Regions from separate parts of the Homo sapiens genome. Here region 2 is linked to region 1. Evidence: read pairs that join two places in POLR2A ChIA-PET (ENCODE). Cell type or tissue: A673. All regions are shown on one strand.

Region 1 (8,000 bases):
CACGCACAGAGATTAAAAGATTAAAAGACATGTGTCATGTTGTATTTTCCTTAAATGTTTGCCTCTCCATTTTTGAATCCAATAAATCATTAAGCTCTTGTTGGCTGTTTTCCATCTTGAAGTATTAGTGCTTAGCCTTACAAAGTTTGAGGTAGCTGCTTAGTCATCCCTGCTATGTTCAAGTGTCTACATAAGCCCCTCCTAGGGTCCACCGGAACCCACAGAATTGGAAATCTAGTGGAGATTCATTGTTAACATTACAGAAGACATGGGACTAGCGATCTCCTTTGGGGTTCCAGTTAGGCTTATACTGCAGCTGCCACCCCACTTTCTACCATTCTTCAGGCAAGTAGTGAGCTATGAGTGCGCTCACATTATGAAGAATACGTCTTGAAAAAGGAAAAGGATTAGTGTTCAGGGTGATTCGCACTCGTTATAGTTAAGCCAGCAAGGCCTCACTTAGGATGAGAGAGGAGCCACCCCTTGGGAAAATCATTTATATATATGCTTTATATACACACATTTAATCTTTTAAAATTCAGTCCCATTTCCCAAGGAAATTGCCTGGAGGTAGTGTTGGGATTAGAATGGATTACCCTAACAGAGTCTTTTCATAAACCCAAACTGAGCTAACAAGAAGGGCTCTGTGTTGCCTTTTAATCATCCGTTGAGTTTTCTTATGCCAGCTCTTTCCAAGAAAGATTGAAGTTGCTTGCCAGCATGCCTGCTGTAGATCTTAGCTTGTTCCAGAAAGGAGAAGCAACTTCTCAAAGATTGTCTCTTATAGTCTTGCCTGACAATGAGAGCTTCTCCATGACGCTCTCCCTGGGTCTCCCAGTGGCTTCTTTGTGTCAAGTGGGAAGAATATGGACTTCGGAGTCAAATCAATTGGGATAGAATCCCAGCCTTGTCATCTACAGCCTGCGTGGTGTTAGGCAGTTGTGAAATCTCACAGAGACTTATTTTCTTCTCTCTAACTTACCTCACCCACAGGCGTGTGTGTGTAATGCAAATACCATTCTTCATCGTGTGAGTGCACTCATAGCTCACCACTTGCTTGGAGAATGGGTAGAAAAACGGGGTGGCCACTGTGGGACAAGCCTAACTGGAACCCCAAAGGAGGTCTTCTGTAACGTTAACATGAGTTTCCACTAGATTTCCAATTCCGTGGGTTCCGGCAGACCCTAGCGTGGGGGGCATGTAGACACTTGGACTAGCAGGGATGACTATGCAGCTCCCTCAACCTTTGTAAGGCTAAGCGCTAATACTTCAAGAAGGAAAACAGCCCTAGTTGTCTCCTTCTTGCTCTCTTCATACTCTATTATAGACCTTACTATTCACTATTGTTATGCGGCCATGTCTTCTGCCTCTGGGGACATGGGAAGCTGGTCACTGTTCTTGCTGTTGGAAGTACACTCAACTGCCTCCCTCTCCTACAGGGGAAAGCCTGCGTCTTACCTGTTCGCAGTCCCGACACATTGTCCGGCACACTGCAGATGCTCAGTGTGTTATTGTTGAAGGCCACTCTCATTCCTTTTCAGAAACACTCAATAATAAACTCTCATTCCTTCCTTTAGGGAAGTGAAAAACAGAACAACAGAAAAGCAAAAGCAAAAGGCTCCTTCCATTTTCTCCTGTAGCTGCCTCACAGAATGGGTCCTCTTTAGGCTGAGGCCGTCACACTTCTGTGGCATATGGGGTGGGGAGCGTCCATGTCAGGCCCAGTTTTTCCCCTCACCGGCTGGGTGGCCTTGACCATCGAACACAGAAGTGAAGTGCATGTGCACCCACCAGGGTTGGTGGCTCACGGGGGACCCAGATCACACTCATGGGTATAAAAGTGATCCTTACGACAGTGGTGCCACCAGATCCAACTCTGTCCCTTCACCCAGTCGATTTGAAGCTGTTGTCCGTTTTTCTCATACTTAATTTTCCTACTTTGTTGTTTGTCTTTGCTTTCATCTGGAAATAGAGCTTGGTAATTGCATTGCTGGTTTCCGTGGAGATCCAGGCCATAGCCACTGCATTGCAGCAAACAAAATGGAATGTACCCTACCTTCCTTTCATTTGTGTTCCTTAAGAGAAAATTTGAATTAAAAAGACCTCCCGAGATCACCTGTCTTTCAAATTGCTGGTGCAGCTGGGCGCAGTGGCTCACACCTGTAATCCCAGCACTCTGGGAGGCCAAACGAGGATTGCTTGAGGCCAGGAGTTCATGACCAGCCTGGGTAACATAGTGAGACCCCTATTCTACAAAAATAAATAAGTAAATTAGCAAGGCATGGTGATGTGTGTGCCTGTGGTCCCAGCTACTCAGGCTAAGGCAGGCAGATTGCTTCAGCTCAGGAGCTTGAGGCTGCAGTGAGCTGTGATTGGGCTACTGCACTCCAGCCTGAGTGATGATAGGCGGCAGAGGAAGACCCTGTCTCTAAAAAACCAAACCAAACCAAACAAAACAAATTGTCCCACAGGGTGGGACATTAGCTCAGAGATAAATTAGCTGTCGCCTGTGCTTCAAGACACTACTGTCTGGCCCTTCTGAATATATCCGCATTTGGAACAAACCTCGTCCTGAATCAAAGTGGCTGTGAATGTTTGGAGGGTTGGCATCTAACAGTTGTGAGTTTTAAAATGGATTGAATTCCTTCATTCCCTCTTCTAATATTTCACGGCAGAGAACAAAGAGAACACACAGAGGGAAAACGTGGACTAGTTCCTCTCTCTTAACAAGACTAATCATCTGATGCTGAAGTCACCATGATCACAGCTGCCTGTATCTCTGTTCCCTCCCCTCCCTTCCTCTCTTCTCTTCCTTCCTCTCCTCTTTTCTCCCTCCCTCCCTGCTTCCTTCCTTCTTTCCTTCCTTCCTTCCCTCCCTCCCTTCCCCCAACCCTTCCTTCCTTCCCTCCCTCCCGCCCTTCCTTCCTTCCCTTCCTTCCTTCCTTCCCTTCCTTCCTTCCTTCCTTCCTTCCTTCCTTCCTTCCTTCCCTCCTTCCTTCCTTCCTCCCTCCCTCCCTTCCTTCCTCTCTCTCTCTTTCTTTCCCTTTCCTTCCTTCTTTCAGTTATTGTCTAAAACGTAAAAATGAACAGGAGGTCGATATGAGGACTCACTAATCCTGAATTTGGCCTTGCTCTGTGTGATGCTGGAGCTCTGCAGCATGGGAAAATATCCGTGACATCCCATTGGCCCCCTTCTCCACCCCAGGCCCTTACCTTCACAGAAAGGCCTGCTTCCAGGAGCAGTGTTTCTAACTCACACCATAGTAAAGATGACTGATAAGACGTAGTGAGTTGCCTCTCCCAGAGATTTTAATTTTTATCACCCTTAAAAGCCAGAAGACCTCAAGTATTTAATATTTGATGTTAGACAAGAGGCATAGGTGTGTTGAGGCAGGAGGCCCTACCCAGGGTCCGTAAGCTGCCTGCCTGTTATCCAGAAGGGAAGGAAAACAATCATTTACTTTTTTTTTTTTTTTTTGAGAAAGAGTCTCACTCTGTCACCCAGGCTGGAGCGCAGTGGCATGATCTTGGCTCACTGCAACCTCCGCCTCCCAGGTTCAGACGATTTTCCTGCCTCAGCCTCCCAAGTAGCTGGGATTACAGGTGGGCACCACCGTGCCCAGCTAATTTTCATATTTTTCATAGAGATGGGGTTTCACCATGTTGGCCAGGCTGGTCTCGAACTCCTGACCTCAGGTGATCTGCCTGCCTCGGCCTCCCAAAGTGCTGGGATTACAGGTGTGAGCCATCGGGCCTGGCCTCCTCCATCTACTTTTACTACTTAGAAAAAAAGAATGTAAGAAGAAAGCTTTCTTAATAAGTCCTCATGTGCTGTCACATAGTGGGGTGACATAGTTAACAATAATGTGTTCTATATTTCAAAATAGCTAGAGGAGAGGATTTTGAATGTTCCCATCACAAAGAAATGGTAAGTATTTGAGATGCTGGATATGCTAATTATCCCAATTTGATCATTACACAGTCTATACGTGTATTGGAACATCACACTGTACTCATAACTATGTACAATTATCATGTGTCAATTTAAAAAGACTAACTTCTTCAATGGTATATACAACAAAGAGAATAAAACACGATAACTTAAAATTTTGAAAAAGCAAAGCCTGCACTGCTTCCAAGCAGAGAGGACCTCCCTGCAAACATACAGTGCTGCCATTTGTGAAATGCTGGTTGCAAAGCACAGAAGAACTCCGGCTGGCAGTGCATTGCCTGTGGGTGTTAGCGCTCGTGGGACAAGCACCCTCCATTCAGGGGTGCTGCCACTGATTGCTGGGGAGCTGTGCTCTTGGAAGGCCTCAGCGGGTCATGGAATCTGTTCCATCAGAGAAATAGTGCAACACACTTTTGCAGATAATTAAGATTTGGACAAATGTCTGGCCATCGGGAGCCCTAGGCTTTGGAAAGGGCTGTGGACACAGAGAGGTCAGGACCGAATGGTTGACAGTGAACATCCCATGCCAGGGAACGTTGAATCAGGAAGGGTTCGAGACATGAGAAATAGCCTCTGGTGTGTTGTGACTGCTTCATTCACTGAGCAAAGAGAAAGAACCACTCCAGTTGGTTGGCCATGCCAAAAAAGGCCAGCCCTGTACACACACAAAAAATGGACCATGTGAAAGAAGTATGAACGACAAGAAGAAGGCCAGGCGTGGTGGCTCACACCTGTAATCCCAGCACTTTGGGAGGCCGAGGCGGGCAGATCATGAGGTCAAGAGATTGAGACCATCCTGGCCAACATGGTGAAACCTCATCTCTACTAAAAATAAAAAAATTAGCTGGGCGTGGTGGCGTGTGCCTGTAGTCCCAGCTACTCGGGAGGCTGAGGCAGGAGAATTGCTTGAACCTGGGACGCGGAGGTTGCAGTGAGCCGAGATCATGCCACTGCACTCCAGCCTGGTGACAGAGTGAGACTCCGTCTCAGAAAAAAAAAAAAAAAAAGAAACATACGAAGCAAACCGAATTCTTCCTACTATTTATCGGATGTTTCTGCTGTGCTGGGCAGTTTACACTTGTTAGTTCGTTTCATTCTCTTACAACCCTGAGAAGTAGGAGCTTTGATTATCCCTGTTTCACAACTGAGTGAAAAAGATTCAGGATCCGTGGGGGACTGAGACTGGCCGGACCTCTTCCCAGCGTATTCTCTCTACTGTTGATGAAGTGGAGCTGACTTCCAGCTGAGGGGCAGTGAGTGCAAAGGCACATCTTGGCCAGGGAGGACTAGAGCCTCACATGGTCTTGGGCTGGGGGTGGCAGGGCAGAGAGGCTGGGCAGGGCAGGCATTGCTCTGACAATGCATGTGCTTCTTGTCATAATGAGCACCGCAAGAGGAGGACACCCAACCCAGTCTTGGGCAAAGGAGATAGAAATCCCTGGGAGCCAGTCACAGAGAGGAAACGGCTGTGGCAAGTCTCAGAGGCAGCAGAGATCAGAGGCCGTGCAAGGTCAGTGCCATTGCAGGGTCGGGGGGAGTAAAGGGTGAGGCCCGAGAGGCAAGCGGAGTCCAGGGCTCGCAGGGCCAGGCAAGCTCTGTTTGGCACCATCAGTGAGGAGCCACTGAAGAGCTTTAAGCAGTGAAATTTTAAAACATACCTCACGGACACTGAGTACTAGTTTTCTGCTTGGGTGAGATGGATCTTGGTGCCACTCACCTAGAGAGAGAACCTGTGGCCGGGCGAGGTGGCTCACACCTGGAATCTCAGTGCTTTGGGAGACTGAAGCAGGAGGATCATTTGAGGCCACGAGTTCAAGACCAGCCTGGGCAACGTCATGATTAATGGCAAAAACCATAATTACTTCTGTGTCAACCTAATATTTGCTGAAGGTCAAACACTGGTCAGCAATTGGAACCAGAACTGAACCCACGTCCTCTACCCTTGAACTTTGTGCTGTTTTCTCCTAATTACTTCTTTGACTACCAGTGACTGCTTGATGAGTACTTTTTTCATTGATTTGACTCTAAAAATGAATATTCCCATCCGTGAAAGGAACAGTGTGTTTGTGGCCAGTGCAGAGACCCCTGCTGGACACCTGTGTGTTGGAGAGAAAACGACGCCTGGGAATGCTTCCACCAGGTCCCTGCTGGGTAGTGTCACTTTAGCCTGCGAGGGACAGGTGACACGAGTTACAGACAGGCTGCAGGAGGTAACTTGGTCCATGTGCATACACTATACAGAATTTTAGGGCATTTTAGTAATTTTCAAAATGTGCCATGCAGCCACTGGTCCAAGTGAATTAGAAAAGAGAGCAGGAATTCATCAGGGAGGGCTCGTGGTCATAACGTCCACGTGGCTGCCCCTTCACCGGCTTCTGTCTTTACTCAAATGTATTCTTCTTAGGACACTGGCTACCCCATTAAACCTTGGCATCCACTACCCTCCTTAGAACTTATTACTAACAGTCAATTTTGCTGAAGACATTTATCTTGTTCTTTGTCAATTCTTCCCACTAGGATGTAAGTTCAGTGAGGGCAGGAATTTTTATACTTCATTCTCTGCCATTTCCCTAGTGCCAAGAACAGTGCTGAAGACACAGCAGGTGCTCAGGGAACATTTATGGTACTAACTGTGTTCATGATACTATTGGTAATGTTTTGAAAGGCATCAGTAAGTCAAAGGGCATTGTTAGAAACAATGACAAAGAAGAGGATGATTCCTTCCTGCCTGGATGGTGAGAACATGTGTTGGATTTGATTGCAGCTGATATCACATGAAGGGTGTCCTGACATATTGCTCAGGACCTGTGAGCAATGGTGGAGTCCTTTGCTTTCTTCACAAAAGAAAACTCAATTCCCCTGATTTTTCTGCTCAATTTCTTTTCCTTTTCTTTTCTTTTCTTTTTTTTTTTTTTGAGACGGGGTCTTGCTCTGTGGCCCAGGCTGGACTGCAGTGGCCTGGTGTGATCTCAGCTCACTGCAACCTCCGCCTCCCAGGCTCAAGTGATCCTCCTACCTCAGCCTCCCAAGTAGCTGGGACTACAGGCACACACCACCACGCCTGGCTAATTTTACTATTTTTAGTAGAGATGAAATTTCTCCATGTTGGCCAGGCTGGTCTAGAACTCCTGGGCTCAAGAAATCCACCTGCCTTGGCTTCCAAAAGTGCTGGGATTGAAGGAGTGAGTCACTGCACCCGGCCTCTGCTGTTTCTGAAGGGTGCCTTAGAAAAAATTCCATAGAAAAGTTAAAATAATACAATTTCAAACACTTGAAGGGCTAACATTGGGCTATCCAGATAATTGTATTTCTTAACAGTCAGGACAGTTGAATTTTTTGTGTGTGTTTTTGATGTGTTACAGATCAAAAGTCAGGGATAGCAAATATCATTTAAGCTCTGTACTGAGGCTGGATGGTCTTGGCCACATCTTAATTTCACCTGAAAGTTGGGAAGGTGACTAAGTATATTTTAAGGTGACTTCCATTTCCAAAGATGCCTGGGTCCGCGAGTCTGTGGAAAGTGGAATTTTGGGGGTCTATGCATTCCACACTGGGGCCCGTCTTTGCTGCCTTGGGGAATGTGATTTAAGCGCATTGATGCACATCTCACAAGTGAGATATCTATTAACCTGCAGCCTCATCTGACCTGCTTGCATCTAATAGGCAGCTGTTTAGTTCAGCACTTTCCTCTGGGGTCTTCTTTGGCCAGCATGCCCTCCTGTGGCTTGGGGAGGAGGCATCATTTTGGTATGATTGAGAGAATGAATCTGTGTCCATTCAGTGTATCTTGGAAGATCTTAGGACTGTCGGAGGTGGGAACAGTGCTTGGAAGTTCTTTTCCTCCCTTGGGAGAGAAGCTATGCCTCTCTGCATAGAAGAACCAGCCCAACTGCCTCAAAAACAAACTCCAGGGGGCACTGTGAATGCTGTCTTGGTAGAGAAGACATTGGGGAGCTGTGCAGTTGAGTTGAACTGGAATTGAAAATGCAGTCCAAGAACGACTGTTTGGGGACTTTAAGAGCAGGAAAAGGCTCAGCTGAAGAAAACA
Region 2 (8,000 bases), 200 kb before region 1:
AAGATCCTATCTGAAGTTGAAGTGTATGGGTCACACGGCCGGCTTCAAGGCATTGTTTGGACCGGTCAGAGGTGCAGGGTGGCACTTCATGGCTTTCACGCTGAGTTGGTTCTCAGCCAGGCTGGTCTTTTGGTATGCTGTCGCATAGACACTTGTTAATATTTAAAGTATCTCTGACATCTTGTGCCTTTTAGTTCAAGATTTTTGTTTGTTTTGTTTTTAGGGCATGTTTTTCATTCCTTACTTAACCTCTGTTTTGAAGGGCCTTGGTGACCACACCATATTCTCCTGTTTAGGTGACCCCAGTGGCTGAAAGCAGGAGAAAGTGTTTCATCACGGGCCCTCTCCTTCTGAATACTGTGAGTCTGTGCCTTGGAAAATTAAATGGGAGTATTGTAAAACTCACTGAGGGCTTCTCTTTGGAAACTTCACATCCATTCGCCACATATTCTTCCCACCCTCCCCCGCCCCACAATAGGAATTAAAAATTTGGAGTTGAAGAAGAAAGCTAGAAGTATTATGAAGCAGCCTTGTTTGCTTTAATAAAGTAATAGTTCTAGTTTATCCTCACTTTCCTATGTAGTGTGCTCCCTTAAAGATGACTCAGACAGGTGACTCCCTCAGTCTTCTCCCTGCGGTCTCACTACCTGGGGTACTAACAGTTAAGAAGTTTTTACCAGAAAGTGATGGGTAATAGTACTGGCTTCCTCAGGAAAAGCTATGTGTTGTTCCATTGTTAGAGAAAAAAGCCAGAGCTGGGTAGTAGTTAAGGTGGTGAAAACAGTTTTACTCAGGAAAACTATTGCAGTAGGGGAGGAGAGATTCCAGTATAAAACCAGGCTCAATGGCAAGTGCAGCATGGGCCACTGGGAATTCAGAACCAAGGAGCAGTGCGAAGGTCATTGTATGGAAATTACTAGAGGTAACCTCAGGGGTTAGGGGGATTCTAGCTCAACTGACCCAACGAGGATTCTTGCTGAGGATAAGTCAGGAGAATCAGATGTCACCTGGGGGGTTGTGGGGGACAGTAGAGGACGAGGAACACATCAGATATTGAGGGTGATCAGATGTTGAGGAGGGGGGCAATTCAGCTAAACTGACTTAGCAGGGCTTTTGCCAAAGTCAGGAGACGCAAAGAAAGATATGGAGGGCCAAAGGTGGAGGTCCATTTTGGAAGAGCCTTCAGAGCAGTCCGACTAAAGTTTGGTAAGAGAGAGACGCTGTCAGCGCCTGGTTGTGTGTTACTTTTAGGTCCTGTGCACTGTCTTTTTTCAGTTGAAAGGACAAACCCTCACCTTCAGCTGTCCTGGGTGCATCTCTGAGGCTGGGTTTAGGGCTGGGCCTCTCCAGTGGCTCCTGGGGATGGGGGCAGCACTCACCCTTTGCGGAGGTTTTACAGCATCCCCAGCTGGCCCAGTGTGCGGGTGTTGTGGGGTGCATAGGGCCCCCGAGAGAGGCTTTGGGTCTGTCTCAGTGTGCATGTTACTGTGTTATGCTGTGGTGGCTCCCTCTTTTTGCCTCTGTGAATGGTGGGCTCCAGAGGGCTGGGATACTGACTGGCTCTTTCATCCTCTCGTCCCCAGCATGGCGTTTTGCACATAGCAGGTGCTTGATATGTAGTGTGTGAAGCAATGAAGATTGTTTGTGAAAATTGGGTTCAGTTCTTTATACTCATGGTGGTAGGATCGGGGGATCACAGTGTAGAAACTAGTTGAGAGAGCCTGGAGTATGGAAAGCTATAATTATTTTAAAAGCTTTCTCTCAACAGGTCATTTCATTCTCACACCTTCCCAAAGCACTCACCAGACAGGCCGACTGGAGTTTCACCTCCCCATCTGTGCTCTGCTCCCCACCCTACAGCTGAGTTGTAAGAGGCAGGTGCCGCAAGAAGGTGGGGTGGGGGGCAGCCAGCCTGAGTATCTGCAGGTTGGAGAATGAGCCCTCCTTCTTGGCCCTCCGTAATTGAATGTTATGCTGCCTCTCTGGTACTGTTAATGGGCCAGGGTGCCCCGATGTTCTCACTGACTCTGAAATGAACCATTTCTCTGTTGCGTGTTCTCGGCATCTGGCAAGGCCATGGTGGGGAGAGAGCGCTCCAGCCTTGCCCCAAGGGCTGGTGAGGAGGTCCAGACAGTTTCACCTAGGCCTCAGGGACGCTTCCCATGAGAAAAGAGGATTCCTGCTGGGCCAGGCACTCCTACCCTGCAGCGTGGGAGCAGTCGCTGGAGGTGCTTGAGTTGCTGGGTGCTGTGTCCCAGTGCCCCTGCAGTCCTCTTCGTGCTCTCCCCGTGAGGCTCCCAAGGCAGGATCTGGAGGCGCAGACTGTTCAGGCAGCCTTGTCTGGCTTGCAGGATTCCTCTAAGCTCTGGGTTTTCTAGGATTCCAATTACAAAGGGTTATAATCCCATCTCCTGTTGGGTAAGGAAAATTCAAAGTACTGGAGAGAGATCAATTTTTCTGCCTGTTACAGTTCTGGGGGCTGGCTCAGAGGGAGCAGGTTCTTAGCACTGCTCACGTGGCAGCTCCAGGTGCCCCTTGGACCCCACACTTTACCACATAGCCCTGTTCTTCCTAGGGCTGGGGTCCCTCTGCCACTGCTCTGTGGACTTTTGTGCAAAACACACGCATACAACAAACTTGGAGCTAGTAGGAAACCTTTGTATTCAGAAGAAAAGTGGAAACAAAACAAAAGTGTTGAAGTTGTTCTGGTAGCCGGCCTTGTGCAGGCAGCAGTGGTGTCTCTAGTGGTTCCTCCCTTCAAACCTACTTACCCCATGTCATTATATTTAGCACAGTACCTGTAATCCTTCCACTAAGTTCCCTAACCTTTATAATTATTCAGCAGCAAATATTGTACCTTTGGGATCCTAAGGAGCTAGCTCTTGCTTCCTTCCCCCCTTATCTCTGGGAGGTAGCTTGTCGCAGACCCTACCTTAGAGGTACTCAGTTACTTTGGAGGGCAGAATTAGTCTCTGATGGGGATACCATTTCCCTCTTTGGCCCTGGATTGGGGAGGAGGAATTCTAGGAGGTAGGGGAGAGACACAACATTGGCGGTGGGAGAGAATAACACTTCTTCTAAGGTCAGGTCAGCCTTGTATGCAGGGTACCAAATGAACCCTGTCCCTGGGACCAAAGACTGAGAACTTGGGCTAGGAGCAGCAGTGCTGGCAGTGCTTGAGTTATGTCTGAACCATCCCAGGAGATTCCAGAATTATGGAGCTCTATCAGAAATGGCCCCAGCTGTGTGTGGGCTGCTGCATCTCTCCTGCCTGGATGCATGTGTGTCCTTTCCCTCTGCTGTCCTTCCAGTTTCTCATTTTGATCCTTAGGTGGATTAAAGAGAGGACCTTAAATTGCCAGTTGCTAACCTTGAGTGAGGATTCCCAGAGGAGTGCTGGTGCAATATAGGCAGGACTTCCCCCTCTGGTGATGTGCTTGCTTCCAGGGCCGAGGGAAGGGGAGGCACAGTGAGACCAGACTCTGTTCTCTGAGCAGTGCTGGAGGAGAAACACCCTCATCCATGTGGAGTGGGCATGGATGGAGGCAGCAGGGAGGGTAGTAGCTGGGCTTCCTGGGGCCCGTGGAGGCTGAGAGCAAAGCCATATGATCAAGGAGCATGACCAGGAAGCCAGTGGGGGTCCCGTCTGCTGCATGAGAGCCACCCCCTGGAGCCTAGGGCCCCGACTGTGGGCAGAGCTGGCCCTCCATTCTCTGCAGTGAGTATGGGGACAGATGTGATTGTGATCCTCTCAGAGGACTGATGCATTTTGCCAGAGACATGGAAGTGGCTTAAAAGCCAGCAAGGTCCTTGGTGGACATGATATAGATACAGGTTGTGTTCCTTGGAAGTGACCAACACGTGTCCTTTTGCATGGCGGAGATTCGGAAATGCAGCCTGTGCTAATCCTCTCAGGTCCTTTTGTTACGACTGTGGAGCCCCATGATTTGGTCACTACTTGGGGTCATTTATGTGTCTGGCTGGTCCAGTTCCTATGTTTTGACTGCTGGGACCAACAGCTGTGTGTGATTAGGGCATTGCCAAGTTCCCGGTGGTAGAAATCGTTTACCATATGGTTCTCGAGATGTCATTGTGTAATTCAAACTCCTAAGGCTGTAAGTTTTGCTAACTGCTCTTGGTGGGGCTCTCCCTGCATTTTACAAAATGCTCACTAGTTTTTGTCTAAAAACAAAACAAAACAAAAAACCGTAAAGTGACCAGTTAAGTAAATTTGCAGATAAAATACCCTTACAAGTTTCTTCCTTTAAAATCACTGAAAATATGCTCAATTTTTATTTAGTTTAACCAGACCACATTTGTGAGGGTAAGATATTCCCAGGCTATTCTGAGAAGGGGTTTAGCCTGAGAACTGGTGGAGCCTGGGAAGGGATAAGGCCTGCCTTGCCTGACAGAGCTGCCCCTGTGAAGAATCAGACATACGCCGTGCTTGCTTTCCTGGCCTTTCAGCTTGGTATGTCAGTCCCTTATAGCGTAGGCTTGTAGCAGACTCGCTGCAGAAATGCATTTTAAGTTCCAAGCAAATGTACAAATGAACTTTGAGAACCCAACTGACTTGAAAGCATGAGCTGATTGGGTTTCTCACATGGTTTCTTCCCACATTTTATAAAGTTCCTGCTTTTTAACCATGTGTGCTTGACGGTAAGACAACTAAGGGCACTTTGAAAGTGAGGGTGGCATTTTGGATGTTCCTGTTGAGCATGGTGAGGTCGTAGCTCCCTGCTGGGCCGTGGAGGCTGTGGACTGCATGTCTGGCTGCTAACTCTTGGCTTGACTGCCCAGGATGCTTATCCATGTTTGAGGTTACTTCTCGGGGACTGGTGTCTTGGGTGTCTACTCCACTTTTCTGGAAGTCTTTTTACTCCACCACAGAATTTGGGTACTAGTGTGTGAAGTGGTGAGAAGGTGACATGACTTACAGACCAGCCTGCCTGCCAGGTGGCCGACACAGGACACAACGCTGTTTAATTCAAGGTGTGAAGGGAGGCACAGGCTATTCTGCTTCCTCAATTGAAAAGGAGCAGGATGGGTGTGGTGTTTCACGCTGTTAATCCCAACACTTGGGAGGCCAAGGTAGGGGGTTTGCTTCATGCCAGGAGTTCAAGACCAGCCTGGGCAACATAACGAGAGTCTGTCTCTACAAAAATAAACATAAAAGATAAGGGGTTATCTCTCTTCTGCAGTAGATCTTTTATGTGCGGAGTACTGATAGGGAGATACATAACTGGACTCCCCCTTAGCAGATCCCAGTAATATGCTCCCTTCAGTGCCATGCGGGGGAGAAAATTCTGACTGTTATGTAGCAAACCCTGAGAAGACTTCTTCCTGTAGATTGGAGATGTTCTGGCTGAACACAGGATTGACCTCCAAACTGGTGTTTTTGTTTTTGGAATAAGATACATGGCTAGTAGAGATAAAGTTCTGTTGACATGGAAGGCTAGGTATGTTCTCCAGTTTACATGGGGACTCAGAAAATATGTGGAGCTGGAGTCTCAGAGAAGGGACATGCAATGGGTCCCTTCTGACACCTGCCTGCTTCCCATCGCAGATCTCCCTTGCCTGATTTTAGCCCTGTGGATAGCTGTTCTGTATATTTGGATTTTCTTCCAGCACCATCTATTTGATGTAGGCAGTTTTATAGAAGAATTCTTTTGGATTTTGTAAAATACTAAAAACGGCTTCTAGTGGTTTGATGAAAGGCATTCTGTTTAGAATCTCCCTAGCACAGTGCAGGGGGCGGCGGGGGTGGTGGGGTGGGGTTGTTTCCCCTCTTGGAGAGGAAGCTGCACAGATCCCTCCCTGTTTTCCCCCTCCCCTCACCTTGGGAATGAATTCCTGGGGCATTTAGGTTGGTCTCTTTGAATTAGCTGGTTCAAAGAGGGAGAGAAGATGCTTCACGTCGTGGAATGGAGCCTTGTAATTGCTGACTTGATTGGATTACCCGAAGTAACCTTTTATGCTTAGTTAAGAATATGCTTTGTTGAGAAAGCATATTTCTGTTTTAAAATATTAGTAATTTTTTCCGACCAACCTCTTCTCTAACCTCCCAACTAAAAGAATTATCAGTAGCTGTTTCCAGAGTTATCTACTGTTCGTTAGATAATTAGGGGCAGGAATATTTATTAATGGTGCAATATGTACTTAAACAGTATTTTTGATGGGGAGAATTCAAGTACATGAAAGCAAGGGCGTGTTTTCTCCTCCCCCGGGATTGTAACTTGACTTCTCTCTCTCTTTTCTAGAGTCTCTTAAAGCATTTTGGAATGGAATGGTTGCTGTTACAAGTTGAGCCATGGTGCAGTTGCTGTGGAAACTCTAGCATGACTTCCCAGACTACTGTGTGTTTTTTAATAGTAGGCACACCATGGCATTGAACTATTATCTTAATGCGCACTTTTTTTTTGAGAGAGAAATAGAAGGTGGTAGAGAAGAGAAGAGACTTTCTCAAATGTACACTTTGTGGAATACTTTACTGAAGTAACTGTGCTCTGAAGGGTGTGCAGCAGCACCTAGGGTGGAGGCCCAGCAACTGGCCGGCCCCGGCCCAGGTGGCAGCTGAGTTTCAGCTCTGTCGAGCATCAGCAGTTCCTATTTTTTGTAGAATTTTATACTGAGCTCTGTGTGCTTAGAATTGTTGGACTCTACCTGCCCTTGTGATAGTTCCTTCTCAGGTTTAATAAGAATAGAATAGGGAGCTGAGAGGCAGAGATGAGTGCAGAGGACTGCGTAGAGGACCATTTGCTTACCAGGAAAGGAAGCTGCAGGTGTGCTCTTTTGTGATAGTGCTGTCTGTCTGTCTGGTTAAATCAGCATGGCTGGAGGTGATACTGAAACCCTGGAATCTGCAGGAGGATCACAAAACACTTTGCCGTCCAGTTCTGATTATCTGCCAGTTTCCTTCTTAAACAGCTATAACAAAAATTTATTTTGCCAGGAGAGAGATCAATTCTAAATTTCCCAAAGAAATTTTCTTTTCTTTTTTTTTTTTCTTAGGAGGTACAAGCAAAGGCATCTTCCTTTCTCCCTCTGAATTTTTTTTTTTTTTGCTCAAAATTAGCAGTAGTAATTGTCTCATGTGTGCGTGTGAAGAGACCACCAAACAGGCTTTGTGTGAGCAACAAGGCTGTTTGTTTCACCTGGGTGCAGGCGGGCTGAGTCAGCAAAGTGTGGTGGGATTATCATTAGTTCTTATAGGTTTTGGGATAGACGATGGAGTTAAGAGCAATGTTTTGGGGGCAGGGGGTGGATCTCACAGAGTACATTCTCAAGGGCGGGGAGAATTACCAAGAACCTTCTTAAGGGTTGGGGAGATTACAAAGTACATTGATCAGTAGGGCAGAAACAAATCACAGTGGTAGAATATCATCAGTTAAGGCTATTTTCACTTCTTTTGTGGATCTTCAGTTGCTTCAGGCCATCTGGATGTATATGTGCAGGTCACTGGGAATATGATGGCTTAGCTTGGGCTTAGAGGCCTGACGTTCCTGTCTTCTTATATTAATAAGAAAAATAAAATAGTGGTAAAGCGTTGGGGTGGCAAAAATTTTTGGGGGTGGTATGGAGAGATAATGGGCGATGTTTCTCAGGGCTGCTTCAAGTGGGATTAGGGACAGCATGGGAACCTAGAGTGGGAGAGATTAAACTGAAGAAAGATTTTGGGGTAAGGGGTGATATTGTGGGGTTGTTAGAAGGAACATTTGTTGTATAGAATGATTGGTGATGGCCTGGATGCAGTTTTTTATGAATTGAAAAACTAAACGGAAGACACAAGGTCCGAATAAAAGAAGGAGAAAACTAGGTATTAAAGGACTAAGAATTGGGAGTACCCAGGATGTCCAATTAGAAAGTGTCCAAAGGGGTTCAGTGTTATTGTTTGCTTGGTTGGCGAGTTTTTGGGCTCTATCCTTGAGTTTTTCTATGTTGTCATATACCAGGCCAGATTGATTTAGGTAAAAACAACAGTCTTCATTTAAAAATATAGA

What was found. Peaks named below come from ENCODE experiments on the same cell type or tissue, not always from the same donor. Only the 100,000 strongest peaks of a DNase experiment are listed, where the experiment ranks them.
Region 2: POLR2A ChIA-PET joins it to region 1 with 10 read pairs; 3 of 35 experiments call an interaction of 5 or more read pairs at or near these places.

Annotation. Positions count from the first base shown.
Region 1 is chr10:35,592,531-35,600,530 of GRCh38, forward strand. No RefSeq gene overlaps it. Among named protein-coding and RNA genes, the nearest start is that of GJD4, 8.8 kb to the right of the region's middle. RefSeq lists an enhancer at 1,745-2,387. In A673, CTCF peaks have their summits at 6,032 (motif pointing left) and 7,875 (motif pointing right); DNase peaks (open chromatin) are centred at 2,801, 3,141 and 7,861; H3K27ac peaks cover 2,540 bases.
Region 2 is chr10:35,394,520-35,402,519 of GRCh38, forward strand. All of the region lies in intron 1 of CCNY (cyclin Y), which reads left to right. Among named protein-coding and RNA genes, the nearest start is that of CCNY, 62 kb to the left of the region's middle. In A673, no CTCF peak of the experiment used is centred here; no DNase peak of the experiment used is centred here; H3K4me3 peaks cover 85 bases; H3K27ac peaks cover 759 bases.